Linked DNA regions of Mus musculus: all the other regions are linked to region 5. A link is a loop called in an ENCODE intact Hi-C map of the cell type or tissue named here. Cell type or tissue: heart. All regions are shown on one strand.

Region 1 (4,000 bases), 160 kb after region 5:
CTCACACACACACACACACACACACACACACACGGTGTCTAGCAGAGGAAATAGACTGGGGGAGAGGCGGGAGGGGTAGGGGGACAGCAGCTGTGTCCCTCTGTGCGGGCTTTCTGGTTAAGGATGAAACAGTTCACACAGTCTCCTTTGTGAGTTAGCATTCCCACTCTGTGTGAAAAAGCAGGGACAGATGAGTAACCGAGAGGTCACCCTACCAGGGTCTGCTGACCCAAAGGCCAGCTTTTGCCCATCACACCAGACTGCTCTGACCCCCCACCCCAGAGCCTCCAGGGAGGGAAGCAGGCGGGCAGGCAGGTTCCAAGGCTACCCCTGCTTTCCATAACACTTGAATTTCTGTGCATCTCAGATTTCCCTTTCCAACACCACTCCAACTCTCCTGGAGTTGTTTCAGCCTCTGAATCATTCCCTCCCCCCACCACACACACCAGGAGGAGCACCCCTCCCCCAATATTCAAGATCTGGGGGGGGGTGATTTTGATTCCTAACCATCAAGCTAAGTGACTGTACTAAAGGACAGAAAAGACCAACTTCAGTCCTGACTAGCTGTGTGACTGAGGGCGGGTCTCTGTGCCTCTCTGTGCCGGCCTTTGATTCCCTGGGAATCAGAAGTCAGAATCTCCACCACTCCCAGGTCTTAAGGGATCTGGGAGAGCGAATGAGGTCATGTCTATGAGCCGCCCAACGGAAGGAAGTCGAAGGACTAGCACAAGGCTGCATTATCTTCTGGAGTTGGCAGGGCCATTGCTGCAAAGTTGCTGGGACTGGGAATGTCTCAAGGGCCTCAGAACCAGTCCTGGGAATGCCACAGGGAAGTGGTGTGTCACGACAGAGCGGGGGGGGGGGGGGGGGGGGGCTCTGAGATGTGAGATCAAGTCCTAGCTCCGGTGGGTGCTTAACAGCTTCGGGAGACCACACGATCTCTTTCGGGCTCGGCTCTCTCACCTATAAAATGAGACTAACCCAAGCCCCGGATGATTCTTCGGTAAAGGAGTAAACAAAATGAGCCCTGGCATACAGTGGGCATACTTGCTGTGGCCAGTACCCTGGGACTGTCACAGAGAATAACTTGCCGTATCTCTCCGTGAGCTGTCTCCTCATATAAGCCAACACGTGCTGCTGTTTTCTGAAGCACAGCCTTCTGGGGTAGAAAGAGGGCTGAGTGCTCCACACGTCTGCTTTGGACCAAGAAAAGAAAGAACAACAGCGGTAAGCATAGGTCCCTAGAACAACAGCGGTGTGCATAGGTCCCTGGCATCATCCAGGAAGCCTGAAACGTACACAGCCAGGAGTCCAAGGTCAGAAGCCTTGGGGTGGCCCTTCCACCCTGAGTCACGGTGAGACTTGGCCACTGAGTTCTGAGCCCAACACTCTCAACCTTTGCAAGTCAAAGCTCTCAGCCTGGACGCCTGCTTTTCTTGGTCACTGTCACTCAAGAACAGATGACAGACCTCAGTGAGCTGTCAGGCAGACGGGTCTCCAGACAGATAGGCGAACTCTTGTTCTGTGGCCTCCTTTATAGATGCAGGGAAACACACAGTGGGAGTGGGGCTGGATGCTCGCCTCCCTAACTACCCAGATCTAGGTGACTTCCGGGCAGAGTTTACATTTGGGGAGCTGAGACCAGTGGAGAGGAAATCTATCCAGCAGAGGGTGTGAGGACCCGTCAGCGACTGGCTGAGCCCTCTGAAGCTAACAACAAGGCTGCAGAGCCAATCTGGCAGAGACTGTCTGAATTAGTCACCGGTTTTGATGAGGAGGTAAACCGATTACATAACAGTCTCTCTCTCTCTCTCTCTCTCTCTCTCTCTCTCTCTCTCTGTCCTCCAAAAGACTCTCCAGAGCCGGGGCTCTACTCTTTCCCTCTGGCCATGAAGGGGCTCAGGGCCAGGGAGGGTCACATACCAGAGCCCAGGGGCTAAGGTTTAGGCAGGAACCCTCCCCAGGCCTGCTCCAGCCCCACGGGGCCAGAAGGAGGCGCCCGCAGCTCACCTCCTGCCTGCAGCTTGCCACCCTGTTTCCAAAGCAATCCCACGCTAGTCTTGCAACCTGCTGGCTCTCAGGCTCTAGGTGTTAGCCTGGAAGATGCCCCAAACAAGGAGGTAGAGATTTCTCAGTTGCCAGAAACTCCTGGGCCCCTGAGTTATTCCAGGCCCCCTTCCCCTGCCAAATGTGTCATGATTCATTGTTACAAAAATGAATACCAATCGGCGCTGAGCCAGCACCGTTTGCTGTACCCCTGTGGAGGGACTGCAGAGGTAGGGGGGCACTGGAGGGCACACCTGTGCAGCAACAACAGCTGCTTGGAATCCAGATGCTTATCTTCTGGAAAGAGCAAACCTGGCAAACACAGGCTCGCGCCTCTGGCTCCGTGTCCTGTCATGAGTGAGATCTGGCCTCTAGGTAGAGGTCAAGTTCATTGGTTTCTAAGTGATGCCTAGGATGGGACCAGTGTGTATGACTGGGATCTTCCTGTAGCTTTGCTCACCTCCTGCACAAGGCTGCATAAAGAACAATATGTGTTTAACAATATGAATAATGGGTGATGATGAAGGTGATGACTGTGGTGATATCAGAACGGGGATATGAGTGTCCTGTTTAACCCCAAGTCCTAGGGACTTCAGCTCTGCCTGACTTCCTATTGGTGCTTCTGTTGCACTCACCAGACAACTGAGAAACCGAAGCAAGAGTCTGAGAAACTGTAGGAATCACACTGACCTCCTGACCCCACACAGGACTAAGCTCCATCAGTCCAGAAAGAGGAGTCACCATTACACAAGTGGAGGATGAGTTGAGCACTCAGCAAGTGACGTCAGCACCTCTTGAGTCTTCCTCCTTTTTTCTCAAGCCTGGGTGAAGGCAGAGTGCCCAGCCCAACCACACAGGAGACAGTAACAACCTTCAAAGGCTGCGTTCCCACCACCACCCTACCAGATTCCAAGATGGAAGAGTTTGGAGGGGTCTTGGGGGGTCCGCTAGTCTAGCCTCCCATTGTACAGATGAGAATGCAGAGGCTCAAAGAAAATGTGGGTGCCCAGCAAGAGTGGCCCCAGCCCAGTTTTATTCACACAGTGGAAACCAGAGAAGGTGGCAGAAGATAGATGCAGGGTAATCTCTCAGCTACCAAGCCGGCTGAGGTCTGTCTGACTACATGCCTCTCCAGCTCCAAACCAGACAGGCAACAGTTTTGAACAGAAGAACGGACAATCACCCCATGGAGGCCACACAGATGGCCGTGAGGACAAGTCAGTAGCTACAGTTTCTAGAACAATGAGCCTTTCCTCTCTGCCCTGCTCCTGAGAACTTAGCAAAAAAGGCTAACTTACCCCCTAAGCCTGAGGGTAAATTCCCCAGGAGAAGTCTGATCCTGCTTCTATCTCTCGAAGATCTCTCCCAGGTGTCTATTTGGGATAAGCTTCCTGGCAGAACCTGAAGCTAATTAGAGGAAATTTCATGCTAGTTTAGGCCACGAAACCATTTATTCATTCAACGAACTTCGGCTTTGCCCCTTGTCTCTACCCTCTCTCCATTGCTTAGCAACGTTCTTAGTTTCCATCTGAACACACACACACACACACACACACACACACACACACACTCCCCAGCTTCCAGCCCCAGCCTCTCTCTTGGCCTTTTTTTCTCCCATCATTTTCCCCATCTGGGACCCAAACCCAGCCCACACTCAGCAGAGAGGCTGTAGGAGGGGCCCTGCCAAACTCACTCCCAGACAGATGTGCTCTGTTCCCTGCACAGCTGTCCAGGCCTGTCCATCTGTGCTCACTTCCTGCCTCCCTGCTCCAGCCCCTCACACTTCCCACGCCAGGGTGGGAAAGTCTAGTCCAGATTTTCTTCTTCCCAATCCAAAAGCCGTCAAGTGGCCACTCGCACAGTGTAGCCGAGAGGCCTTGGTTCCTGCCCTCCCCAGGCCCCCAGGAAGAGCAATGGCCTAGGAGACTCCAGCAAGTCCGAATCTTTCCTGAAC
Region 2 (4,000 bases), 150 kb after region 5:
AATAGGAGCTCTGTCAGGGCTACGTGTCACTGCCAATGTCATTATGTTGTTATTTCACTGTGCCTGGTCGTGTTGGAGTCTTTAAATCCTCCATCGAAGGAGGTAGACATAGTGCTAGGAATGCATTCTATCAATACAAATATTTTATCAAAAGCCCGGTCCATCCTCAGGACTGTCAAGGGGCCAGCCACTACCTCTGTGAGACTGGCATACCTTGAACAGAGGCTAACAGTACTTTCCAGAGGGTCACAGGGTTTGCGCTTTCACAGATGTGACTCTAGAAAGTGCAAGCGAGTGGGCAGAGAGCTGCCTTACTCCCATCCCACAGGTCAGGAAGTGACAGTTGGAGAGTATAAGTAACCTACTCCAGAACGTTCTTGGCCAAAGCCAAGGGCTGTGAAGTCTTCAAAGGACATTCAATGTGTCCTTGTCAAGTGGATAAATAAGCAGGAACCTTCACCACTGCATCAGGTAGCCTGGCCTGCCAAGGTGGGCGTGGTCCTTCTTGAACAGTGGAGTTGACCATGAAAAAATGTTGCAGAGGACCAGAACTCTTTACAGGAGAAACAAGTTGGTGGAGAGATGGATAGCTTCATTCTACCTGGACTAGGCCTTTAAAGGATTGAGTAACAGTCTCGAGTTGACAATGGTTCAACTTGAACGTTTTCAACCTTAGGCCGATACGAACATGATTCAGTAGACACCAGGTATGGGGTTGATGGGTTTGTTTTGTTTTGAGATGCAATCTTGTAATGTGCCCAAGTTGGTCAGGAACTCACTTCATAGCCAAGACTGGCCTTAAAGTCCTGGAGATTCTCCTACCTGACCCTCCCAAAAGCAGGGATCACAGCTTTGGCCATCACCCCCATCCAGACTTGGAATTTGGAATTTTGATCTCCTCCCAGGCTAACAATAGACACACTATGAAACCAGTAGCTCTGGGAAGAGCCTCAGCTTCCAGTCAGTCCCACAAACACAAGAGGAGACAACTAACACTTTAAAGTGTGATGTGTTTTAATATGTGGCGTGCCGTTATTTAGGTGGATAAAATGCACCGACAGCCATCTGTTGAGTCTGGGTTATGTCCAGTCATAACTGAGGAGCATCTCTGGCAAGCAACACTGCAAAGTTGTGAGGTTGTTTCCATAGGAGAGAGGGAGATCTGGTAGACCCAGGTCCTCACCACAGAGTTCCATCCTTCCTGCCCACTGGTGCATTCAGGGAAACTGTTTGGACTGTATAGGCATTTGAGGGCTGACCCTGAGTCACAGAAGTGGGTACTGAAGAGTAATGAGGAGGAAGATGCTGGAGAAGGATAGAGCTGCAGCAGGAGCCTAGGAACGGGTAGATCACATGTTTTTTGAGAAGCAGGGTCACGTATAGACGATAAGTGCCGGGAAGTCAGAAGCTGAGGCTGGTAAGTTAGGCTTTGCCAACCGTGTGGCAGAGGACATTTGACCTAGGCCACCTCCTAGAGTCGTTCACTGCTCTCATGAGGAAGAAGTTTGTTCTCCGCCTACCACGTCACCCATCCTTGATGTCTACCACTATAATAGAATACCTAAGAAATGAGTGACTTACAAAGAACAGGGGCTTAGGACTGAAGAGATGGTCCAGCCAGTCAGGTGGATGCTGGGTAAGCATAGGGACCGGAGATCAATCCCCAGAATCCACATTTTAAAACATCCAGGCACCTAATGCACACTGTAATCCTAGCACCGGAGAAATAGAGACAAGAGGATCTTTGGGACTTGGTGGCCATTAGTGAACCCCAGGTCAAGTGAGAATCCCTAACTCAAAAAGTAGATGACATTCCTGAGGGACAACCATGCAAGGTATCCTCTAACCTCTCTGCACATGTGTGTGCACCTACCTGCACATGAACACGCATACACACATACAAAAACGGTAGGGGAGCAGTAACAGGGATGTGAGCACAGTCGTGGTTCTGAAGGCTGAGAAGCCTACGAGCATGGTCCTGGCATCTGGCCAGCGTGTGAGCGGCACACGGTGGGAAGCAGGGCGAGCATGCACACCCGTGTCTTCTCTTCACCTTCTTACCACTAACACCGTCTGCCCATGGCCTCATCCAGGCCAAATAGCATCGCTTCCAAATACCATCAGCACATCAATGATAAAGTCTTTCCTCTATGGACTTTGGGGGATACATTCAAACATAGCATGAACTTCTACCCTAAGAGAGGCGAGCCTCCTTCTAATTCCCATGAAGGAACTGGCTGTAGGCTTGCCAAGCTGTGAGCCTCCCACCCCCTTCCCCGGGGTGGGACACTTGAATTCTGTGGACTCTCAGCTCTTCTGAATTCAGTGGGTTAGGGACGGGAAGTTTTGAAGATGCGATCAAGGAGCTTCTACTGACCAGAGCAGGAGAGGGTGGGAGGGTAAGGAAGGAGAGCTTGAGACCTTGAAGGGAGGGTGGGGGTAGAAATGGGTAACAATGGGAGGAAAAACAAGGTTGAAGGGTACGGACATATTAGCAGGGACAGGGGACTTGGCATATAGCCAGACAATAGGAATAGTTAGTTAGCCATCATAGCAAGAGATGTGTTGGTGATTTTCATTTCCTTTTTTTTCTTTCTTTCTCATTTATTTATTATTTATCGTCTTCTTTGGTTACGGGTACTGTATTTTCTAAACATTTCACACTGAACATATTTCTCCTCTATACAAAGAAAAACAATTAAATTTATTTTTAAGGAAGGAAGGGACATATGCTAGAGACATTTTGAAGGAAGAACTGACGGAATTTGATAAGCGACTAGATAAGGGTGATAAAGGAGACAGATGAATCAAAAATAACTCATAGGTTTTTGAGGCTGGGTGCTGGTGGGGATGGCAGCGTGCAGGCAGGCACGGCATGGATGAGGGGACTCTGTAGCGGGGACGAGATTGGCACAATGTCAAAGTGTGATTTTTCCCCCAACTGTTGGCAAGACCACAGAGGGTACCCACACAGCCCAGAGAAGAGGATCTTGGAAAAGAGGTTCCAGGTACCCTGGGGAGGTTTCTTTTGTCATCTCACCAGGTAGAAGAACAGCCTTAGGTTAAGGACAGAATTGAGAATATCTTTATACAAGCCAGAGCTATGAGAAAGACCCAAACATAATGTTGTACACCCGCATCTCTCCTCACCTTCTTACCATTAACACCATCTGGCCATGGCCTCATCCAGGCCAAATACCATCACTTCCAAATACCATCAGCACATCAATGTATGCATCTATGAACGAAACCCCTGAGGATCCAGCTATTTTCCCAGCCTGAGTTGTTAGAATACTAAAGGAAGGATGGTCCTAGAGAAAGGGGGTTGACAATTGTGTTCAAGGAGGCCCAAGGCAGGGAGACAAACATACTCCCAGGAGGTCCAAGGATCCTGGTATCTATGCAGGTGGTGAGATAAAGGTAGGAAGCCAAGAAGTTCCTCTCAGAGATACAGAGAACACCTGTCACAGAGAAGGATCTGCCTGAGTTAAGCACTAGCTCATGCCCCCTCCCAAGCGTCCATGACAAGATATCTTATTCTCCCAGCCTCCTCTACAGAGGCTTTGGACCTGGGAAAGCCTCACAAGGCAGAACTGCCCTATATTCGCCTTGTATCTGCTGGTGTCGTGGTGAAGGATACGAGTCTCTAGAGACTGCGTATGGCCGGGATCTGAAGGCAGCTGTTCAGCCCACCACTGCCACCCCTCATCCCAGAATGCTCCACTTCTTCCTTAGCACCAACACCTGCCCTGGGCCCTCCTCCCTGAATGTGGCCTCAGAAGACTCTATTGACCAGCTCAGGCCCCACCCTGGGATGCATCACTGTTTCCTTGGCAACTGAGGGGGTGGGTTGAAAAGTAACACACAAAGCAAATAAAACGAGCTCCAAAATGGGTGGCCTGCAAACAGGCGCCTCAGCATCGTGGAGCCTCAGATGTAAAGGGGGTTGTTGGTCCAGCCCCTTTTACTGATATTGCTCAGAGAAACCCCGGGCAAAGAA
Region 3 (4,000 bases), 210 kb after region 5:
CCACATTCTCCTTCCCCCTGCACCTCCCAAAGTCCAACAGATCCCAAGATTTGGGATTAGGGCATCCAAAGCCACCATCACCAGTGATCTGCTGCCCTGTTATATCCCCCCACCCCCACCCCTGCCAGCCTAAGAGGGACTAGGACCGTGAAATTGACCCTGCCACAACAGTGTCAGAGGTTTTCCCCCTCAGGCCATCTAGTAGGAGAGCGAGAAGCTAATCCAGAAGAAGAGGGGTTGATTCCTGGGACAGGGAACAAGTGGCAATTGCTTTCAGAGTCTGACCATCCCTAATGTGCTTCTGTGTGATTTGTGTGTGTGTGAGTGTGCACATGTATGTATTTGTGTATGTGTGTGCGCGCGCACACAGATGGACATGTGCTGTGGCACAAGCATGGAGCCAGAGGACAACTTTCAGTGTCAGTTCACTTGGATCAAACTTACGTTGTTGGGTTTAGCAACATCTGGGCCTGACGAGCCATCTCACTAGCCCCCGTGAGATTTCAACAAAACAAAACCAAGATCCTGGTCATGTGGAATTTTTCAGAGCATCTAATGAGCCAGAACATAACTGGACTAAAACTCTGATCCATGTACTAGAATCTAGCACTTTGATAGGCAAGCCAGTGGACCAAGTCATATCTCCAAAACGCAAGGGGTCATAGAGTCGCTGCCAAGATAGACCACTCTGCACCTCCTCCTTCCTAATTTATTTTTAACCCATACTCCTTACCACCAAATCATCTATATTTGTTTACTCTCCCTGCCCACCCTGAAACCTCATGGGACCTTCATTTCCCCCACTGCAAAGACCTGAGCTACTTTCATGAATGCCTTATCCAAGTGTGTGGCCCCTGCAGTGGGCACTTAGGAATAACCTCCAGATGCTGGGCTAGGGAGGGAATAGTGGGACAAGAGGTCATTAAACAGTTCTATGACTCCCCGAAGACTTACTCATTCAAACACAGCAAAGGCCTACTAGACACCAGATGCTGGTGCCAAGTGGATGGGGATTGAGGGGGGGGGCCAGGAAGATTAGGGGTGCAATGGTAATCTACACAAAATCAGAAGTTACACTTCTGCACTCGTTGAAGGAGGCACTTTTATCAAAGGATTGCATAAGTGTGTGGAGATGGAGTAAGAAAGGGAGGGGGCAAGGCATCTCTACAACATTCCCTCCAAGAAGGATGCTGACTATGGTGTAAAGCCGTGAAGCCCCACCCTATCCTTTAGAGAGTGATATACAGAACCTGGCTGAATGCCCTGCTGGTGGAGCGGTCCGCACGGGGTGGGGGGCCAGATACCACGGACACTACACAACACCACGACTACAACGGACACGGACACGACAAGTCCCTGAGACCATATAAAGCCTATGGGTCTTGCCTCTGGTACCCAGACTTCTGGGTTTGATGAACAGGAGAGAGGGAGTTGGCGCCTGTGGCCCATAGCTGAGGACCTATGAACTCGGATTGCAGTTCAGAAGCAGCTCCCAGCCTCGGTCCCTGGGTGAGATTTACCAGCTTTTAACAACAGCAGGATAATCACGCTAATGAAAAACTCCCTCCGGGCTTGGGGCAGCCAGACTGAGATGAAGAAACCGGGAGGCATTTCAGAGTCGCCCGATGAGTCAGTCTTCTGAAGGTGCTGGGAGTCCGCCTGCCTCTGGGCGCAAAGGGCTCCTGCATCCTCTTGCTCTGCACTCTACAGAGAAGGCAGCACGCTGGGGGAGGGGGGCGGGGGGAGCTGCAGGCCCACTTGTGGAGCATCCTAGTCCCTGCTATGAGACACTAGGCACAGTGTGAGCAGGATCTCCTGAGGCTGGGCTACCAGCAAACCCAGTTACCCTGCTACCACCTGTGGAGAGGCCTGTATAGGTCTTCAGGTTCTCCCATCCTCCGATTGATTTTCGGCTCCCTACCGCCCCCCCCCCCCCCCGCAAGTCTCTCCAGGGTGTCAGGTTTTGGAGAGGGCAATGCTCTGATGTGTTCCAAGCTCCCCAAAGATCCCAGCTGTGCTTGGCTCCAATCCTTTTTCCTAAAGACTTTTCTGCCAGTGCCTCGGTTTCCCTGAATAGCAGTAGTTCAAGGTTCCCTACACTCCACCCTGCCCCCGGGTGGTGGGAGCATTAATTACAGTTTGTTCCTGGCTTTGAAGATGAAAATGCCAAGGATCATTACCTCCCAATTAACGGGGTTATTACCTCTTGAGATTGGTGTTGGGTGACTCCTGCCGCACCCCTGCCCCCAACCTGGGATCATAAAGTGGTTCCCTGCTGTGCTGCTTCTGGGCCCCCCCCCCCCATTCTCATACTCCTCCTTTCCTGGTTTCACACTAGTAATTAGCACCCCTCCTTCAAAATTAGAACCAGTAGAGTATTTAGCATATTCCATCTTGAACAAAAATTTGTGGAGTCTCTGATGAGGTGGTTGGTATGGGTAAAAGGATGGATGGCGCTACAGGCAGCTGTGAGCTCACACTTGTAACCACAGTACTCAGTAAGCTGAGGGGGGGATTAAGAGTTCAAGCCCAACTTAGGCTACCCAGTGAGACCCTATCTCAAGCCCTCTACTCCCCAGTATTTATTTCAGCCAGTCCTACAGAGGCAGGCAGCCCCTCCTGAGCTGTTCACTGAGTAGAACACTAACGCCAAGAGCCAGAGCTCAGAACTCTGAAGTCATTAACGGCTTCCCTGAATGCAGTCTGACTAGATGCACACAGCAGCAAAAAAAAAAAAAAAAAATGTCGACGGCATGCTTCACCATCCTCTCTGGGGTGGATGAGACAAAGGGGCTAACAGTTTGGGACTGAGACAAGGGTTCAAAGCCCATGACCCACTCTAGAACCTAGAGTGTTTCTTATGAGGGTGAAGGAAAGGAGTTAGTACCTGCCTTATGAATAAAGCCTGTTGCTCAAAAGCAACCCAGCAAACCACGGAGATCAGAACTTACACACGGGTCCCTCCCACTTTCTCTTCTAACTCATTCTTCTCAACTGCCTTCTCCACGGCCCCTCCCCCCACATACTCTCACACCTTTTCTGCTTCATTTCTAATCGTGAAGTTCCTCTTTCCAAAAAGCACCATCCCCTGAGAGTCCTCTCTGCAGACACCATCCCTCTTGAGAAGGGGTTACCCCACAGTGGGTCCCAAGGGGGTGGCAGGCCCCTAGAGCACATGACTCGGTTTACCTTTTATGAGCCCCAGAGCTAAGACAGCAAAGTTCCCATTACAACCCCTCATCCCCTGACTCAGTCATCCCAACACACACACCACCCTTGCCAAGGAACTCAGCCCCTTCCTCTAGAATCTCTTAACTGTAACTAAGATCTTCAACACATTCTTCCCAAACCTGCTTGCCACAGTCAGAAACCCAGAGAGCTGAGAAAGAGGCCTGGTTCAGTCATTCCACCCCCCCCACCCCCCCAACTAACCTCCATCCTTAGAAATTCAGTTAGAAACCCACAAGCTGACAAAACTTGGAGCCGAAATGAACAGAAACGTGTTGTCCAACTCTCTTAATGCCCACAAACAAGACTAATCATGGCCAAAGCCATACACAAGTAGTTTTACCAAGGAAATCTGAACTCTTTATTCCCAGGCCCTGGCTAGTGGTTGACATTTACCCACAATGCACACTTTTCTCAATTCTGACTTTTAATATCTCCCTTCCCTCCTTTCCAGCTCAGTCCTGAATGCTCGTCCTCTGGATTACTCATGGCGATTTATTAGTTCTATGGACTCACTCAGGTCTTGGGAGAGCTCTGTAGGATCAACAACTTGCAAATTTGACAGCTACTCCCACGCCCCCAGCAAGTGGTACTTTGTAACAAAATGTTTCTCCCTTTGGTTATCAGCCACTCTGAAATTACTTAAAGTGTGATCCAAATATCCTGTTTCTACATGGTTAGAATACATTTATTTTAATTTAGACCACTAGAGTTTAGAAGGAAAGTGTGTCCAGCTGGAAAGATGGCTCAATTGATAAAGTACCTGCCAGAC
Region 4 (4,000 bases), 270 kb after region 5:
ACGTCCTCATGGCTTTGTAGTCAAGGAAGTTGCCCCATTTTCTCACTCCCAAGAGACCTGCTTGTAGAGTTACCTCACCTCCACCCCTCATCTGTGTCAAGAAGAACATTTACTCTTGCCTGCCCCCCACCTCAAAAGTGGCTCTTCCCTGCGCCTGTCCAAGATAGGATGGCCTTTCATGGGGGAAAGGTAGCCTTGATGATGGTTACACACAAATGCCAAAACTTTTCAAACACAGCCTGCTCTGCGTGGCCAGTCGTCTGAGTAGTCACACCATACTCCTTTTCAGTTGTGTTAGGTAGGAGCGGCTGGGACCATCTTTCTAAAGCGTGCTTTTTCCATTTGTTCTTTTAATGGGAGAACCATTCCCTTTGTGTTTCCTCACGGTGTAAAGGAACCCTTAGCCAGGATCTTTCTTTTTTGTCTCCTGCCAGTGGCACTGTGACATAGTAGAGAAGGTGTTGACAAACATGGATACTCATAGCCCTTTCCAGACCATCACTCCCTGGCTGTGGCCCTGCCTTCCCCTGTTGGTTTGGTTTGATTTGGTCTTTAGTGTATACAGTCGGATTCCAGCCCTGCTGACCTCGTGCTGAGGCTCCGCAGCAGGACAGGGAGCACCGGCAATCACAGCCTAACATCTGGGTCTGGGGAGAGCTCTCAGTACTGTCTGTGCCCCACGCCATCCCACCTGTACAAGCCCCAAAGCCTCAGAGCCTTATGAGACTGGCACATAGTAGGTGTGTCGCACATGTGTTTGAGTACGTAGTGACTGGGACACACCCCCACATGAGAAGCCTGTTTCCAACCAGGCTGTGCCCAACAGGTTCAGCAGCATATTCCCAAGCCTCAACATGGCGGTGAAGCGGCGGGAGCAGGCCTTGCAGGACTACGGGAGGCTGCAGGCCAAGGTGGAGAAGTACGAGGAAAAGGAGAAGACTGGCCCCGTGCTGGCCAAGCTCCACCAGGTACAGGGGAGACGCAATAGGCTAAATGGAACAACCATTGCCACGGGGTCCTCCTTTCAGGACCTGCGGAACCAGGATACTAGCTATTTCCACCCACCCTGCCCCCTTCAGTGACAGCCCTGACTCCAAGGTCTTGTTCCCCAGGCCCGAGAAGAGCTACGTCCTGTGCGGGAAGACTTTGAGGCCAAGAATAAACAACTCCTGGATGAGATGCCGCGGTTCTATGGCAGCCGACTTGACTATTTCCAACCCAGCTTTGAGTCCCTGATCCGGGCACAGGTGAGACAAGGCTTTTCCCTTGGGGAATCATCTTTGTAGGAACCCAGTTCCCGTTAGACATAGCCATGCTCTGCACAGACAGCAACACCTCCCTGCACCAGGCTCTATGAAAGTTCATGTGTTGTCCTAGTCAGCCCTGGTGCCTGGCACTGATACTGTACTGGAACTTCTGTTGGGTATCCTCCATTGGCAATCCACTCAGTCCCAACCCTATGATAGACAGGGTTCCTTTTTGTTTAACTCTTCGCCCCTTGAGTTCTTCCTCCCTTGCTTAATTAAGCAAGCAAGAAAAGCCCTGATTGCATCTTTAGCTACCACTTTGACTGAGCAGATCCTTTGAGAGGCCAGTAGTGACTGCTTGTGAGCCCAATAGGAGAGTTCCATTAGCCAGAGACCACAGGAGTCTTAACTTTCAGTTTCCTAGGGAGGGGTCCTGAATAGGCTCTGAAATGCTGGCCACTAGATATGAAGTGCCCCCTCGTGGAGAACAAATGGGAGTGCAGACCAGTATGGGGGTGGCAGCCAGAAAGAGGGTAAAACCCAGTCGGAGCCCAGTGTCTCCTGCTGCTGGGTCCAATTGGGATGGCATGCAGCAGGCTCCTGCCCTCCTCTCGCTGTTCATCTTCAGGCTTGTTCTCACCACTGGCAAGGTGGGAGAGGCAGTGGTACTGGAGCCAGGAGCAGGGCTTCTGCACACAGACCTCCTCACTGATCGCGGGTATTGGCTTCCATCTCTGGACTCCAACACTCTCTGGCCACCAAGCTAAGGCTTCTTGTCCACAAATTCTGCCTGCCCTGCTTCTTGTCTTAGCTGCACCTCTGCTGCCCTCCAGTGGACATCATCATTCCCTGTTGCTTTCCTAGCCACAGGGGCCATGGTAAAGCCTGATTCCCACTTCCCAGCCTTCATTTGGAATGATACCCAAAGCCATGGCGTAGAATGCCCATCAAGAAGCCCAGGCAAGGTTTGGACTGGAGCCTGGACTTGCTAGTGACACGTTTTCAGTCCGGTGCTCTCTAGGGAGTGAGACAGACAACAGAAGCGGGAGGATGCTCTCCTGTAGTCCCTGCAGGTGAGGGCTGCCTTCCAGCTGCTGCACCCTCTGTTTGGATGAGGCCTGGATTTACAGGAGATCTTGGCCTGCTCTCTTTTGCTGACACCTGCCTCTGCTTCTAGTGAGCTGCATACACCATCCCCACCCCCAGATCCTTAGAGGAAGCTGCAGGGTGCCCAGGCTATGGGGTACCCCGTAACCAAGCAGCAGGGTAGCCAGGGTTGTTTACCACCTCTCCCTGTGCCAGCCTCCTTCTCACCCGGCTGCTGCTGCTATTAGTCACTAGAGAAGTGCGCATTCCAGATGACTCAACAGGCATTGTGTCTTAGGCAGGGATTGGGGGCGGGGGTACCTGGCCCGCTACAACTTAGCTGGGGATTCTAAAGAGACTTCCTAGGATACCATGTCCCACTGGCCCTTGCTGCACAGCCACCCTCCCAGTCCCCATCGTCTGGTTTCTTAGATGGAAGGAGAATCCTAGAGACATCTCAAAGTTGAGGTGCTTGAAGAATGGGGACACTTTGATGAGATGTGATGTCACATCAGGAAGTGGAAGCTGAGGCAGAAATGGCCTCTAGCCTCTGTGGAAAAGTCGCCATCTATCACATAGAGAAACCCCTCCACTCTTGGACCTGCCTCCCACCTCTCACCCAGTCACTCTCACCACATCAGTGCTGCTTTTCTTCCAGGCAACTTAACCTAGATGTGATAACTAGCAAAACTGGGAAGGGGTGGGATCTGGGGAGCTGACACCTCCCTTAACTGGACTTCTAGGGCCAGCTCTCAAGACTTGGGGAGCCAATGTCTGCTGGGTTCTTCTTCCATGACCAAAAGCCCCTGGCTCCTCTCCTTGCTTAGAAACAGCAGTAAGCCCCAGGCCTGCCCTTGCCCACATACTGCCCTCTGGCACCCTCAAATGTAGTCTCCCTGCCCAATCTAGCTATTTTGGTCTTGACAAACCTTTCTCTGTGGTATATATTTCCAAAAGCCCCAGCTGTGGTTCCCTACCCCTAGACTGCTGAGGGATAGATAGATAGGGTGAGGTCTAAGAGGCAGTGATGGAACAAGTGAGAGACACACCCCACCGCCTTCAGCCAGAGCAACCCACAGACCCAGAGCCAGGCCCTGCTTGTGCCTCTCACCTGCTTTGCTGACTGAGTGCTGTGTAGAACTGGAGTCCAGTTCCTGCCAACAACTCTTGTCTCCTACCCAGGTTATATACTACTCAGAAATGCATAAGATCTTTGGAGACCTGACCCAGCAGCTTGACCAGCCAGGCCACTCAGATGAGCAGCGAGAGCGGGAAAATGAGACCAAACTAAGTGAACTCCGAGCCCTCTCCATCGTGGCTGATGACTGAGCCCCTGTCCCTCAGGAGTCCTTAGACTCTTTGGGACACAGGTGACATCTCTATAGGCTTTGCTCCTAGCGGGCATGGATTCATGGACCTCCCAATGGCCAGGCAGTTGGAGACAGGTGGCCACTATTGTACCTTGCCAGTTCTCTGACTTAAATGTCTCCATGTCCTTAAGCCTGATACTAGGAGCCTCACAGGCTGCTGCTTCCCTGTGTCCAGTGCTGATAAGCAATGTAGAAAAACCCTGGGGCCTTTTTACTTCCAGAACCGTCCAGAGTGTGCTATAGTGTCTGGCCAACAGGAGCCTTTGGAAGGGCCTGGGCTTCCTGTGGAACTTGAAG
Region 5 (4,000 bases):
TTGCAATACTGCAAAGTAGAAAATCAAAAGGACCCCCCTGTCTCCCTGTCCCCTTGCCCCATGTCCCCCTGTCCCCCTCCCCCCAGCTGTCACTATCCATCTATGTCACCTAGAGCTGGTGTTGTACCCACCATGCTATGGTTTTGTGGCCCCGTGATGACACGTAGCCACTGTTACAGAGTAACCAGACAGGGTAAGCTCAGTGCCCACAAGGACACTTTGTATACTCCCTGCTTAGCCCTCCTCCCCCTAACATGCCTGGCAACTGCCGATCCTTTCACTCTTTCCAATTTGCTGGTTCCAGAGTGTAACGTAGCTGGAATCATTTGCCATGTAACCTTTTCAGATTGGCAGCGCCTCTGCAGCCATCAGTCATCTGAACTCCCCTGATATCTTCCTCCAGCCAATGGCCAACTGCCCTGGGCTCAGCTTTTCCCCCATGAATTGCTTTTCCTTTAAATGGACATTTCTATCCAAGACTTTGATGTGAACAGAGGACCACCCACTTCTGCCCCTGGCACCAACTTCAACATCCTCTCTCTCTCTTTTTTTTCTTTCCCGTTTCTCTAATATAAATGTATCCAGGGTAGAGATGTCTATATGCCTGGGGAAGAAACAATCACAGGTAGCTCTGGTGAGGTGAGATCCATGCTGCGATACGGAGCAGAGTGCAGGCCACTGGGAGCTTTGTCCCTCGGTAATAACAGGGTAAGCGTCACCATTTTTCAAAGCACTTTCCCTGTTATGACAGTCATTGCTGTGTGTTCTCCGCCATGCTGTAATTTCACATTTCTTATCTCACATCAGTCCCCGTAGACAGGCGGGACAGGTGTGGGGCTCTGTCTATGGCAGGGAATTCGAGGCCTAGAGAGGCAGAGGGAGTCTCCCCAGATCCTTCCAGAGAAGACAAGTGTGGGCTGTGGGCCGGGGGTGTAACTCAGTTGGTAGATTTCTTGCCTAGCGTACACAAAACCCTGGGCCTGATCCCCAGCCCTGAATAAAACCAAGCATGCTGGTGTACTTATAATCCCAGTACTCAGGAGATGGAGGCAGAAGGATGAGTTCCAAGTCATCTTTAGTTACGTGAGTTCAAGGTCAGCCTGAACTATGTCAGAGCCTGTTGGAGGGGCACACCTTGACCTACAGCCTTATACCCGTGGTTTTGCTGCCTCCAGGCCTTATCCAAGTCTCACCACAAGCTGGGAGACATTACTTTCATGTGACATGGAGGTCAAAGCTCTGAGACCCTGGCTTCTAAGCCATTCTCTGTTCCACTTATCTTTCCGTTCCCCGACGGTCATGTGAAAACATCTTCTGGCCCTCCTCCATGGGCCAGGCTCTGTGCTGAGCGCATTAGGAGTAGATTCTAGGAGACCAAGGCACCGGAAGAGGTTTCAGCTAGACTAAGAGGGTCCAGAACTAAGCTCATGTCCAGTGTTGCCACTTCCTGGTGAGGAGAGGGCCACCTGGAGGGTGCTCCACATGGCCCAACTGCCACCTCCTGCTCTAAGAGTGCCTCCCTCGCCCCCACATCCCACACTACTTTCTTGAGCCTGCATGGCCCAGTTCCTTCCCATAGTAATGAAAAGAATACAGGCCTAGGTGCCCAAATAAATGGCTTCCCATGTTCAGGGAAGAAGCCAGAACAGGAAACAATCACTTCCCTTTGCGTACGGGCTAGGACGATTCCAGAAATGTCACGTGTCTTAACCAAGGGACAGGTGGGCGTGGAGCAGGCCAGGTGTGGTGCGGGTGGCCTGCAATACGTACAGGTGGAGAACCCTGCAATTCTTTGCTGCTTTTTTGGGTCTGCAGGGGCAGAGTGACATTTGGGTATCTAGGCCTGTGTTCTTTCTACCGCTATGGGAATGTAGAGGGACTGGGCCATGCGTGCTCAGGGGAATGAAGGCCCCCAGACTCCCAAAAGGACGGTGTGGGTGGGATGTGGCAAAGGAGGAGAAGGTGCTGAAGGTGCTTCGGGGTTCCAGTTCCCTAGCCTGCTTGTGTAAACAGAGGCCTTCTGTTCGCTCCGAGGCTGTAACTGAAAGAGTTACCACCAGGGGGCGCGAGGTGACCGTCATCGTGCCCGAAACAACGCAAAGCCCGGAAGCTTGGCTGGGGCCACCAGGGCAGGAACACACAGGCTTCTCCTAGTTGGTGGAGCGGGATCCATGAATGAAGAAGGCACAGAGAATCCAACGTGTGGCTCTGGTGTGACGCTTGAGGTCCCAAGCCCCGCTGCGTCTATCTTTTCACCAGTCCAGAGTGAAACTGCACCTCTGTTACGACAGTGCAAAGAGCTAGCCGCCGAATGCTTTCCATTTTCAATGTCCCCAGTTCGCCCCTCACTCATGATTAGCCCGGGGGAAACTGCTGATGGGAAGAACATCGAGGGTACCTCCCACTGCCGACCCCAGATCACAAAGATTTTGAAACAGTGCTCGCGGTTTCCTAAGTGCAAACTGGGAGCTGTGAAAGCTGCCTGCCTCAGTTTACCGAGGTTTAGTTAGAATCTGAGCCTAGAGAATAAGAAACCAGGGACTCTCGGAAGATGTAAACCTTGGTGTCATTGCTTGGAGCTCTGCCACCTTGTGCAAACTCCCTGGCCCTCTAAGATTCCCTGTTCTCCCTTAGAGTCCCAAGAGTACCCCCTTTCAAGGCTAGGACCCAGAGGGCAGTCCTCTGTGGAATTCTTTCTCTGCCCCATCTGGACTGTTTTCCCCAGTGGGTGACTCCCTCCTGCTAGACACAGGTAGCTTCCAGGATCCATCCTCTCTCTCTCATTCATTTCTCTGTCCTCTCCTTAGTTGTCCCTCTTTTTCTTGGGTGGCCTTATCCACATACCAGTTGTCTCAACTCATATGACCACTGAGATGTCCTGTGGGCCCTTCATATCAAGCATCCAGTCCCCGCCTTACCCCTTACCAAACCTGTTTTATCCTCAGTTTTAACCCAGGACTGGGGGAGTGGAGGGGTGTCTCTGTCTCTCCCACTGTGCTACCAGAGCCCCATGGAAAGGTCTAGAAGCTGGCTATCTCTCCTTTCCTCAGGGTCCCTACTTTGGCAGCGGCTACCACTCTCTGGACCTAGCCTCTCACCTAGTTACCACCAAGCACCACTGTTTGTCCCCAAGGCTCAGCCTGTTCTCAATTCGGCCATCAGAGGGCGCCCTTAAGTCTGCGGGTCAGATGAGTCCAAGCCTTTGCCCAAAGTTTGTCAGGCTTCCCCTCAGTTTCCTGAGTAAGTGCCCAGTCGCTACCAGTGCCTGCCAGATAGATGCCCTGGCATCTGACCTGTTCCTCACATCCTCTCTACTCTCAGCTCCTCTGCACTTTGCCCACCTAACTTACCTGGTTTCCCAGTATTCCTGGGGTCCTTTGCACCAGAGAGCCACCTCTACCTTCTGACACCCCCACCCTCTCCAACCTTCTTCGAATGGCTCTCTCCCTTTTAGATGGTTGCCTGAAGGTCGCCTCCTCAGGGAGGCCTCGTAGAGTCCACTTATCCCCTTCCCCGTTTCTCATCCTATTCACAACCTTCCAGCCTACATGAATGTCCGTCAAGAATTCTGGGGTTTGCTAGTTTGTCTTTCTGCTGCTACCACGACCCCACAACTAGACTGTATGCTCTGGGAGAGCAGGGCTCTTCATCTGTTTAACCCAATGCTGTACCCTCAGATGGAGAACAATCTCTGCCACACAGCAGGCTCTTAATACAGATTGGTTGAATGGATGTGATTTGGTGAAGATTGACTTTCTTTCTTTCCTTCTCCTTTCCTTTTCCTTCCTTCCTTCCTTCCTTCCTTCCTTCCTTCCTTCCTCCCTCCCTCCCTCCCTCCCCCCTTCCCCCCTCTCTCTTTCTCTCTCTCTTTCTTTCTTTCTTTCTTTCTTTCTTTCTTTCTTTCTTTCTTTCTTTCTTTCTTTCGTAAACCTGGGCAGTTTTTCTTCTTTCTCTCCCAGTGCCTCCCCCAGATCCTCTCTTCCTTCTTTTCCCGTCAGTA
Region 6 (4,000 bases), 240 kb after region 5:
TTCTTTTGTAACCCAAGGTAATTTAGTCAGTGCATGTCCTCATGGTCAAGTCTATAGCCTTAGATAATCAATTTAATCTCAGTTTCCCCCATCTTTATAAAAAGGGAATAGAAGAAACGCATTGCTGAACCACTATGCATGGTATATTATCTAATATATAGAGAATGACTTGGTTGCCTGCTGCTACCAAGACTCCCCAATGGTAATTATGGTTATTGGGAACTGTAGAAGGCTCAGCAAGGGTGCAAAGCTTTCATATACCAGACTAAAGACACTCGGAAAAGCAAAACCAGGAGAGATTCCTAGACACTGCCTGGTAACACAGTGGTTCTCCACCTGTAGGTCGTGACCCCTGCAGGTCAAACAACCCTTTCACAGGGGTCACATATCAGGTATCTTACATATCAGATATTTACATAATATAATAGTAATAAACATAACAGTAGCAAAACTACAGTTATAAAGTAGCAGCAAAGATAATTTTATGGCTTGGGGGCGCGGTGGTGGTCACTGGAACATGAGGAACTATATAAAATGGTCACAGCTTTAGAAAGGTTGAGAATAACTGTTCTAAGAAAACCTGCTTCTGTCTCTTTCAACCCTATTCATTCCAAAGCAGTGCCTTGTAAGTTCTGGAGGCCAGAGGATACCTAACGCTTGTGGATGTTAACCGTCCAAAACCGAATCCGTCTTTGCAATGACTGTGTAACCGAAACCCTGCTCCTGGGGGAAGTTGAATAAACGCCCTGTTTCTGCCTTTTCCAGTATTTTTAGCATTTAAAATGGTGTGTAGCCAAGTGTTTAAAATTCTTCACACAAGTGTCCATGGCCCTACTATGTGAAAGGCCACTCAAAGCCACTTCTTTCCGAATGGGAGGGATGGGCTACAAATCTACGCCAAGAGGCCAGGATTCCCAAAGTCAGCCCTTACCACAAGGCCCAAAGCTGCTCCCCTGGACCAATAGGCCAGAGCAGGAGAATGTCCTAGCCCTATAGCTTCTCAGCAACAAGGCAGGAGCAGAAAAAAGTTCAGGTAAAATCAGCCAAACACAGTAGATACTGCTCTTGGGGGGTGGGGGTGGGGGGTTGCTGCTGGTCCAGAGAATAGTGTGTGAGTGCTGCCTCTTCCAACAGCAAATTCCAGCTCTGGATGAAGGCCTCAGAGCCCCATCCAGGAACAGTTAGTCTTACTGTGTGTCACCTTAACAGCATTCCCACCAGGGTCCCCACCTCAGAAGTCCTGTCTTTATTGGTTTACCTCCAGCTTCCATTCCCAGTATACACTGGACCTACCTGGGGAAGTAGGCCTCTCAGGGCCAGCTGGCCATGGCTTAATACCCTTGAGATAGCTGTGTACAGTGAGAACCTACAGCTGTGGGTTGAGCCCTACCTCAGGGGTCTCCCCTGCTTTCATCTGGCACCTCTCACCCCAGTGCCTGGGGATCATCCAGAAGCGATTGTTTTGCTCCTGATCTCTCTCTCTCTCTCTCTCTCTCTCTCTCTCTCTCTCTCTCTGTCTCTCTCTCTCCTCCCCTCCCCCTCCCCCCTCCCTCTCTCTTTCCTCTCTCTCACTCACTCACTCATCTCTTCCCTGGGCCTGTGAGCTAATTGGAGAGAAGGAGGGGGAGGAGGGGGACGCTGCTCGCCTTCCCCGTTATCTGCAGCAATCCGGGGTGACTAATGCTCCCAGTTGGTGAAAAGGCAGTGTAATCAAAACACTTTTTTTTTAGTCCTTAAACTTAGTCATTCTTCCAGAGTGGAGGAAGGGGGGGGGGAGCCCACAGCAAAGCACCATGAAATGCAAGCTGAGAGGCTCCCACTGCTGGGTGGAATCAAAGCATTGGCTGGAGGAGGGGGGGCTTCCTGCAGATCTAAAGTCTGAAGCCCTACTCCTTGATACCCTGGCTAAACTTCCTCTGCACCCTTGTTTGCCCTGGCTTCCCTTGACATCTGGATTATGGGCTCCCTGAAGGTCTTCCAGGCTGAGTCAGGAGGTGCCCTTTGCTCTCACCCTACCAGGTGCTGCCATCTGCTGGTGCCAGCTTGCCAAAGGGCAGGAAGCATATTAAAGTGCTCTTGGTTAGGGGCTTTGGTAATGGGCTCGCCCTTCAGTACTGACACTCCTTCTGGCTCCAAATGCAAGTCTGGGAGCCCACTGTACCTTGACAGAGCTAAAGACAGTCAGAGGTGGTAAGAACTTTGGAACTCATTAAGGAGAGGTGATATGCTCAAGTGGTTAAAGAAGCAGAAAAAGAGCTAGGATGCCCAGGTTGGAATTCTCCTTCATCACTCCATGGCTGTGCTTCATACCTGTAAGATGACAACAGTGACAGCATCACCTACCTCACAGCATTGTTATATATTGGTCACCTAGAATAATATATGGCATGGCTTGCATAGTTGATTATTAACTATTTGTCAAAATAACAAAATAAGACAGCACACATACCATCTTAACCCCTTTGCTCATTCATAGCAGACATTACTAATCCATCACTGTATGTCTTCACCAGACTCACAGAGTGAGTCTCCAGAATCCTCAATATAGTATTCAAGGCAGCTAATAATAAACAATCAAAATTGGCATATGGTGTGACACTCATTTGTCAAACCTGATTTAGACTGGAGTCTTTACATTGTGGTCAAGGAAGATAAAGCCCATTGGAAGAAAGTAGTAGCTCTCAACCCCTTGGAAGCAGAGTCAAGGCCTAGTGGGTATTCCTAGTCCATATTGTTGTTTGTCAGCCTGGTTTCAGATATGACCCTTCACTCTGACTTTTAAGTAGTCAATGTGGGCCTCCCATCCTCCATAAATTTTTACTCTGACACCTTTGTCTTCTGCCACCTTTGCTTGCCATTCCATGCCCTTGGCTCTTGAATTCTCAGGGAACCCTGATTTAGTGGTACCCTTCTAAGCAAGTGAAAAGCATGGTGAAGCAAGACGAGGAATCCATGGAGAACATTGAAAGTCTGGATCTTGGTCTATTTCAGGAGCCTCTCAGGGCTTCCTGAAAGAGTTAGCCAGCCCTAAACTTCATATGGGAAAGCCTGGGACAAAGCAAGATGTAACATATTCTGAGACAAGGCCCCATGGGGAGCATTTGTGCATAAGTTTCTGAGTTAAAGACTCTGGGGAAGAGGTCAGGGGAACAGTAGATCAGTTCTTCAATAGCTTTGTTCATCAAATAGACCCCTGCCATCTGCCATCTGGGGAAGAAGCAATGATTACTAACTAGGCTTGCAGTCGGGAGCATCACCTCTACCTGAAGCCCTTCCAACTCCCAGCCTCTACTTCTAAACTGACCCTGTTCCTTTCCATCCCCAAAGAGGCATGATCAGCCTGCATTGTACTGCCCTTTGGTTATAGAAAGGCAAGATATAGCTTCCAGTCCTGCAGACCATGTATGCTAGATGTGTGCATGCTACCTCACAGGGAAGTTCACAGAGAGAAGCTTCAAGGTATACACAACCCTAAACCTAAGGCCCTACTTGCTGAAAGGAAGGAAGGCTATGTTAACCTCAGAGACCTCCAGACACTTCCCAGGCAAACCCTAGGAAGCCAGCATTCTCCCCAGTATCCTAGAAGACCCTGCTGATTATGTTAAAGTCTGAGGTGGGCAATAAACAAACAGCCCCAGTTAGGCCTCAGCTCTCCCTGAAGATTCAGATTTAGCTTCACCCTCAGACATCAACAATTGCTCAGACCTGCTCGTTTCTCTGGGCTTGCCTCTCTGTTCCAAGGTCTTTCTTCTCTGTCCCATTTCCCAAGAGCCTCTAGATCAGTGGTTCTCAAGCTATGATGGGTCATGACCCGTTTACAGGTCCTGCACATCAGACATTCACATTACAATTCATAACAGTAGCAAAATTACAGTTTTGAAATAGCAACAAAGATAATTTTATGGTTGGGGGTCACCAAAACGTGAGGAACTATATTAAAGGGTTGAAGCTCTAGGGAGGTTGAGAACTAATATAACAGTGCACTTGGAAATTGACTGAG
Region 7 (4,000 bases), 120 kb after region 5:
CAGCAGCATCCTGGCTACATCAGGGATGGATAAGGTCCCAGCCAGGAGGTACATTTTGGAGGCAGCTACAGGAATCCACACTTGCTAAGGTGAGAGGCTTAGGTTGTGACATTGAGGCTGAAGAGACAGACTCAGGAGCACACTAGGGACTCACCAGTTAGCCTGCCCCCCCTTCCACCTCCCCACCAAAATAACCCCCAATGGAGCCAGTGTGGCGGTCAGAGAATGAAGAACAAGCGGCCCCGAGTTCAGGGCCCTCATTCACTAGGGTTTTTGTTTCTCAGAGAGGAGGGGGTGTGAGGAAGGAAGAAGATGAAGAAGAGGATGAAGGGGGGGAGGGAGAAAGAGGATGACGGGGAGGAAGGCGGGGAGAAGATGAAGAGGAGAAGGAGGAGGCCAGTCCAGAGCTCCTCAGTATTCCTAGGGAGGAATCAGTAGATCTTCGGAATGGTGGGGAGGGGCATGCGATGGACTCCCCCCCCCCCCCGGGGTGGAAGGACAAATGCTCAGAGCTCTATGGGCTGCTGGCCTATCAAGCCTTTCAATAAGAACCAGCACTTTCCTTTCAAAGAGGGTGGAAGTCACTGTTCTCTTGTCTCCGTTGATGAACAGATTCTGGGTGGCAGGAGTCACCATAGAAACAGGTGCTATCTTAAGCAAATGAGCCTTATTAACCTTAAGAGTGGTGGAGTTTTCACAAGATTGCACATATAGGGTAGGAGGGAGAAGGGGTTTGGTGGGGGGAGGGTCGAGGTGGCTGGGAAGCCGTGTTGCTCCGGGTAGGGAGGCATGTGTTGCATATGTGTGCATGTGTGTGCGCTGGCCGCGCCTGGTGGGTGCCCATCTATATGTGCTGTGCAAAGCTGCTTCAGGGAGGAGGTAAGATCAGGTCCTGCCCCACCCCCTTTCCCTAAGAAACAAGCATCCTCCCCAGTCCCCCTCCCTCTGCCATAAAAAGTGGCCGTAAGGCTGCAGGTGCCCTGAGCTCCAGCCATGACCCTCTTCCTTCTCTCCTTCTTTTGTGTAGACCCTGCTTTGTGTCCCCTGGCCTGTGCCCATTAGAAACAGGTGTTTCTGGAGAGCACAGCCAGGAAGAAGGGCCCTTTTCTTCCCTAGGTGACAGTTTAGTTCAGTGGCACGAACAGGAATACGGGCATCTAGTAGGCTTGAGTTCATGACTGACTGCTTATGTCCCTCAGTGAGCCCTCATCTGTGAAGGGCAGATTCACCAGGCACCTCGAAGGGCTGAAGCCAGGCTCCCATGAGATCACCGAAGGTCACATGGAATGTGTGTCCTCAGCACTCCCCACCGTGACCTGCCTCCTTTCCGGAGAGGAAACGGGGGCCTTTCCCACATTAATATTTCCTCAATATGGTTTCATCAGTCAACGGACTTGCCTGGGATGTCTGCCCCATTCTGTGCTTTGGAGGCAGGGGTGGGAGGAGGGGGTGTGTGGCTAGAGGAAAGATCAGGACAGAGAGCCTGGTCCTCAGAGAAGCTGTGGTATTCAGGTAGGCCTAGAAGAGGTAAGGTTGCGTGGGGCTTTGAAGTCAGGTTGGCTTGGGATGTGCAGAGAGAAAGGAGCTATACATTCAGCTTAGTGTTTGGAAATAGGCTCTTCTCGCTCAGGGATCCCTGAGCAGAGAGCGTTGGTTCCAAGACACACATCTGCTGCCCTCTGCAGCCCCTCCTTGGACAGGACACTCCACTACTCCCGGCTAGCATGCCACCTGCCCCAGTCTGACTCCCCTCCCCAGTATAAACCCAAGTGTTGTCTCAGGGACTCCGACACCACGCTGTACATCCTCAGCAGTCCAGGGTGCTTTTTATCAGGGAGACCGGTTAGCAGAGACCACATGCTCTGCAAGGAAATCTTCTCCTCTCTTGATGCAAAGGGCCAAGAGCCCCAGGGCTGGGGATATATGTATGGGTCAGTGGATCAAATGTTTGTGTGCGCAGCCTGAGTTGAATACAAGGAGGCAGACTAACAAAAAAGCTTGTTTGTCTATCTCATTGGGAAGTCCCAGGTTCAGTGAGAAACCCTGTCTCAAAAGATGAGGTGGAGAGTAAAGGAAGACACCCTACGCTAAACTCTACACACACACACACACACACACACACACACACAGAGAGAGAGAGAGAGAGAGAGAGAGAGAGAGAGAGAGAGAAAGGCATGCACACACGCAGAGCTCTAACACGTGCCTTGAAACTGAGACAAAGTTGTCACCACAGATTGGCTCTTCTCCAGAACTAGTAGATGCCCCGGACTCATTTGGTCATACCCATGAAGACACTGAGAACCCCAGGTCACACAACCTATAAGTGTAGTGTGGACCACAATGAAGGAAAGGGTCCTAGCAGTTAGTCTTTGGTGCCCCAACATTGCTGAAACGAGAGAAGCCGCCTCCGGCTCATGTTTGGTAGGTCACTGGAGGTTAGTGGGTGGTTTGCTAAGTCACCCCAGGTGCGAAGGGACCCATCATTTGGGCCTGACTAATGGAGATGAAAGGGGAAATTCACCGCAGGCAGCTCAGCTCTCACCTCTTCTCCATTTAGAAATCAAAACCGGGCACTTGAGAGTTTCGCTTGGCCCCAGGCAAGGGATGCAACTTTAAGGACAGATACATCTCTTTCCCAATCCTCTCATCTACAGCTCTGGAATCATCTGCTCCATTTGGCTTCAGAGCTGCTTAGTAACATGAAAACAACACAGTTGAAGGCTTGGCTGAAAGGGCCACTCACAGAGAGAAGCTGCGAGCTGACTCGAGCCCCAGACTCAACTTGGCAATAGACAAAATGGGAATATTCCACGGGCCACTCAGAGAAGAGCTAATACAGAGGCCCTGGCCACAAAGCAAAGAGCAGAATATCACCCTAGATTATCTCCCAGGCAAAGCTTCTCCTTCCTCTGTAACAGTGGCCCCTAGAAGTAGTACTAGCCTGCCTGCCTGCCTGCCTGCCTGCCTGCCTTCCTTCCTTCCTTCCTTTCTTCCTTCCTCCCTTCCTTTCTTCCTTCCTTCCCTCCTTCTTCCTTCTTTCCTCCTCTCTCCCTCCTTCCCTCCTTCCTTCCTTTTTTTTTTTTTACAAGATTTTTATTTATTTTATGTATGTGAGTACACTGTAGCTGTCCTCAGACACACCAGAAGAGGGCATAGGATCCCATTACAGATGGTTGTGAGCCACCATGTGGTTGCTGGGAATTTAACTCAGAACCTCAGGAAGAATAGTCAGTGCTCTTAACACCTGAGCCATTTCTCCAGTACCGCCCCCGCCCCCACTTCCTTCCTTTCAAGGGCATCCAGGTCATAATTTATAGGCATGGCGTGGAAAGATCAATTCCACTGAGAGAAGTTTTTATTACTCAGTTTCAAGAGAAGGAGACCTGCCAAGCTGTGCCACACAGAGTCACATGGGGAAGTCCCGGGGTGTGTCAGGAAGCAGAGGCTGCAGAAGAGTGTGTGGCCTGAAGCCTTCGCTGTGGTTTCTGCAGGAAAAGAGCAGAGTGGGGGCAAGCAAGCCCTAGCAAGCTTAGCCCTGATGAGCTGGCACAATATCAGTGGGCTCTGGGGTGACCGGAGTCTGTCCCGGCCGCCTGGTACCTGCCCAAGGGTGGCGTGGGGCAGGGAATGTTGGCTAGGTATGAGAGGATGAGGGAAAGGAAGGGATGGAAGAGATGGGCTAGGGGCTGGTTAGTGTGTTCATGACTGGTGTGCTTGCAGGCAGTCTCTAGGAAGTAGGCAGCCTTGGAAGGGACATTGTTCCAGAACAAGCACTCCTCGGGTTATCAAAGCATCAACACAAAATACAGGAGATAAAAATCATGACCAATCTACCCTGCACCCGATCTCTCTGAAAACTGCTCTTTTGAAGTCATTCAACATCCTCTTGTTCAGGTGCTTTCTTTGGGACTCTAGGACCTGCCCCGCCCCCACGCCCCCCCCCCCCCACCTACCGCCTCCCACTTAGCGCAAGCTGTGCCGCACAATTTAGCACCCAATT

The links. Hi-C counts contacts between places; a loop is a spot of excess contacts. Peaks named below come from ENCODE experiments on the same cell type or tissue, not always from the same donor. Only the 100,000 strongest peaks of a DNase experiment are listed, where the experiment ranks them.
Region 1: it touches region 5 in a loop (4-fold over the local background); 12 of 42 quality-filtered maps call a loop at or near these places.
Region 2: a loop joins it to region 5, with 2.1 times the contacts of the local background. A loop is called at or near these places in 10 of 42 quality-filtered maps.
Region 3: a loop joins it to region 5, with 4 times the contacts of the local background. A loop is called at or near these places in 9 of 42 quality-filtered maps.
Region 4: a loop joins it to region 5, with 7 times the contacts of the local background. A loop is called at or near these places in 40 of 42 quality-filtered maps.
Region 6: it touches region 5 in a loop (9-fold over the local background); 21 of 42 quality-filtered maps call a loop at or near these places.
Region 7: it touches region 5 in a loop (2.3-fold over the local background); 4 of 42 quality-filtered maps call a loop at or near these places.

Annotation. Positions count from the first base shown.
Region 1 is chr14:70,019,646-70,023,645 of GRCm38, forward strand. The region is part of intron 4 of Pebp4 (phosphatidylethanolamine binding protein 4); the gene reads left to right. The region is part of intron 3 of Gm33524 (a long non-coding RNA gene); the gene reads right to left. Among named protein-coding and RNA genes, the nearest start is that of Gm41198, 26 kb to the left of the region's middle. In heart, a CTCF peak has its summit at 1,990 (motif pointing right); DNase peaks (open chromatin) are centred at 716, 1,726, 1,856, 3,766 and 2 weaker places; H3K27ac peaks cover 2,742 bases.
Region 2 is chr14:70,005,511-70,009,510 of GRCm38, forward strand. All of the region lies in intron 4 of Pebp4 (phosphatidylethanolamine binding protein 4), which reads left to right. The region is part of intron 3 of Gm33524 (a long non-coding RNA gene); the gene reads right to left. Among named protein-coding and RNA genes, the nearest start is that of Gm41198, 12 kb to the left of the region's middle. In heart, no CTCF peak of the experiment used is centred here; a DNase peak (open chromatin) is centred at 2,341.
Region 3 is chr14:70,066,405-70,070,404 of GRCm38, forward strand. No RefSeq gene overlaps it. Among named protein-coding and RNA genes, the nearest start is that of Gm33524, 4.8 kb to the left of the region's middle. In heart, a CTCF peak has its summit at 2,116 (motif pointing left); DNase peaks (open chromatin) are centred at 327, 1,317, 1,487 and 3,097; H3K27ac peaks cover 365 bases; H3K27me3 peaks cover 2,465 bases.
Region 4 is chr14:70,133,624-70,137,623 of GRCm38, forward strand. Bin3 (bridging integrator 3) reads left to right here. Exons shown (of 9, transcript NM_021328.4): 7 at 827-968; 8 at 1,113-1,247; 9 at 3,516-4,000. The coding sequence ends at 3,662. Among named protein-coding and RNA genes, the nearest start is that of Ccar2, 18 kb to the right of the region's middle. In heart, a CTCF peak has its summit at 2,075 (motif pointing left); DNase peaks (open chromatin) are centred at 1,968 and 2,523; H3K27ac peaks cover 310 bases.
Region 5 is chr14:69,859,523-69,863,522 of GRCm38, forward strand. All of the region lies in intron 3 of Pebp4 (phosphatidylethanolamine binding protein 4), which reads left to right. Among named protein-coding and RNA genes, the nearest start is that of Pebp4, 21 kb to the left of the region's middle. In heart, CTCF peaks have their summits at 2,052 (motif pointing right) and 3,160 (motif pointing right); DNase peaks (open chromatin) are centred at 2,069 and 3,219; H3K4me3 peaks cover 736 bases; H3K27ac peaks cover 989 bases; H3K27me3 peaks cover 135 bases.
Region 6 is chr14:70,094,529-70,098,528 of GRCm38, forward strand. No RefSeq gene overlaps it. Among named protein-coding and RNA genes, the nearest start is that of Bin3, 3.6 kb to the right of the region's middle. In heart, a CTCF peak has its summit at 2,032 (motif pointing left); DNase peaks (open chromatin) are centred at 1,703 and 1,983; H3K27ac peaks cover 320 bases.
Region 7 is chr14:69,975,699-69,979,698 of GRCm38, forward strand. The region is part of intron 4 of Pebp4 (phosphatidylethanolamine binding protein 4); the gene reads left to right. The region is part of intron 1 of Gm41198 (a long non-coding RNA gene); the gene reads right to left. Among named protein-coding and RNA genes, the nearest start is that of Gm41198, 18 kb to the right of the region's middle. In heart, no CTCF peak of the experiment used is centred here; no DNase peak of the experiment used is centred here; H3K27me3 peaks cover 510 bases.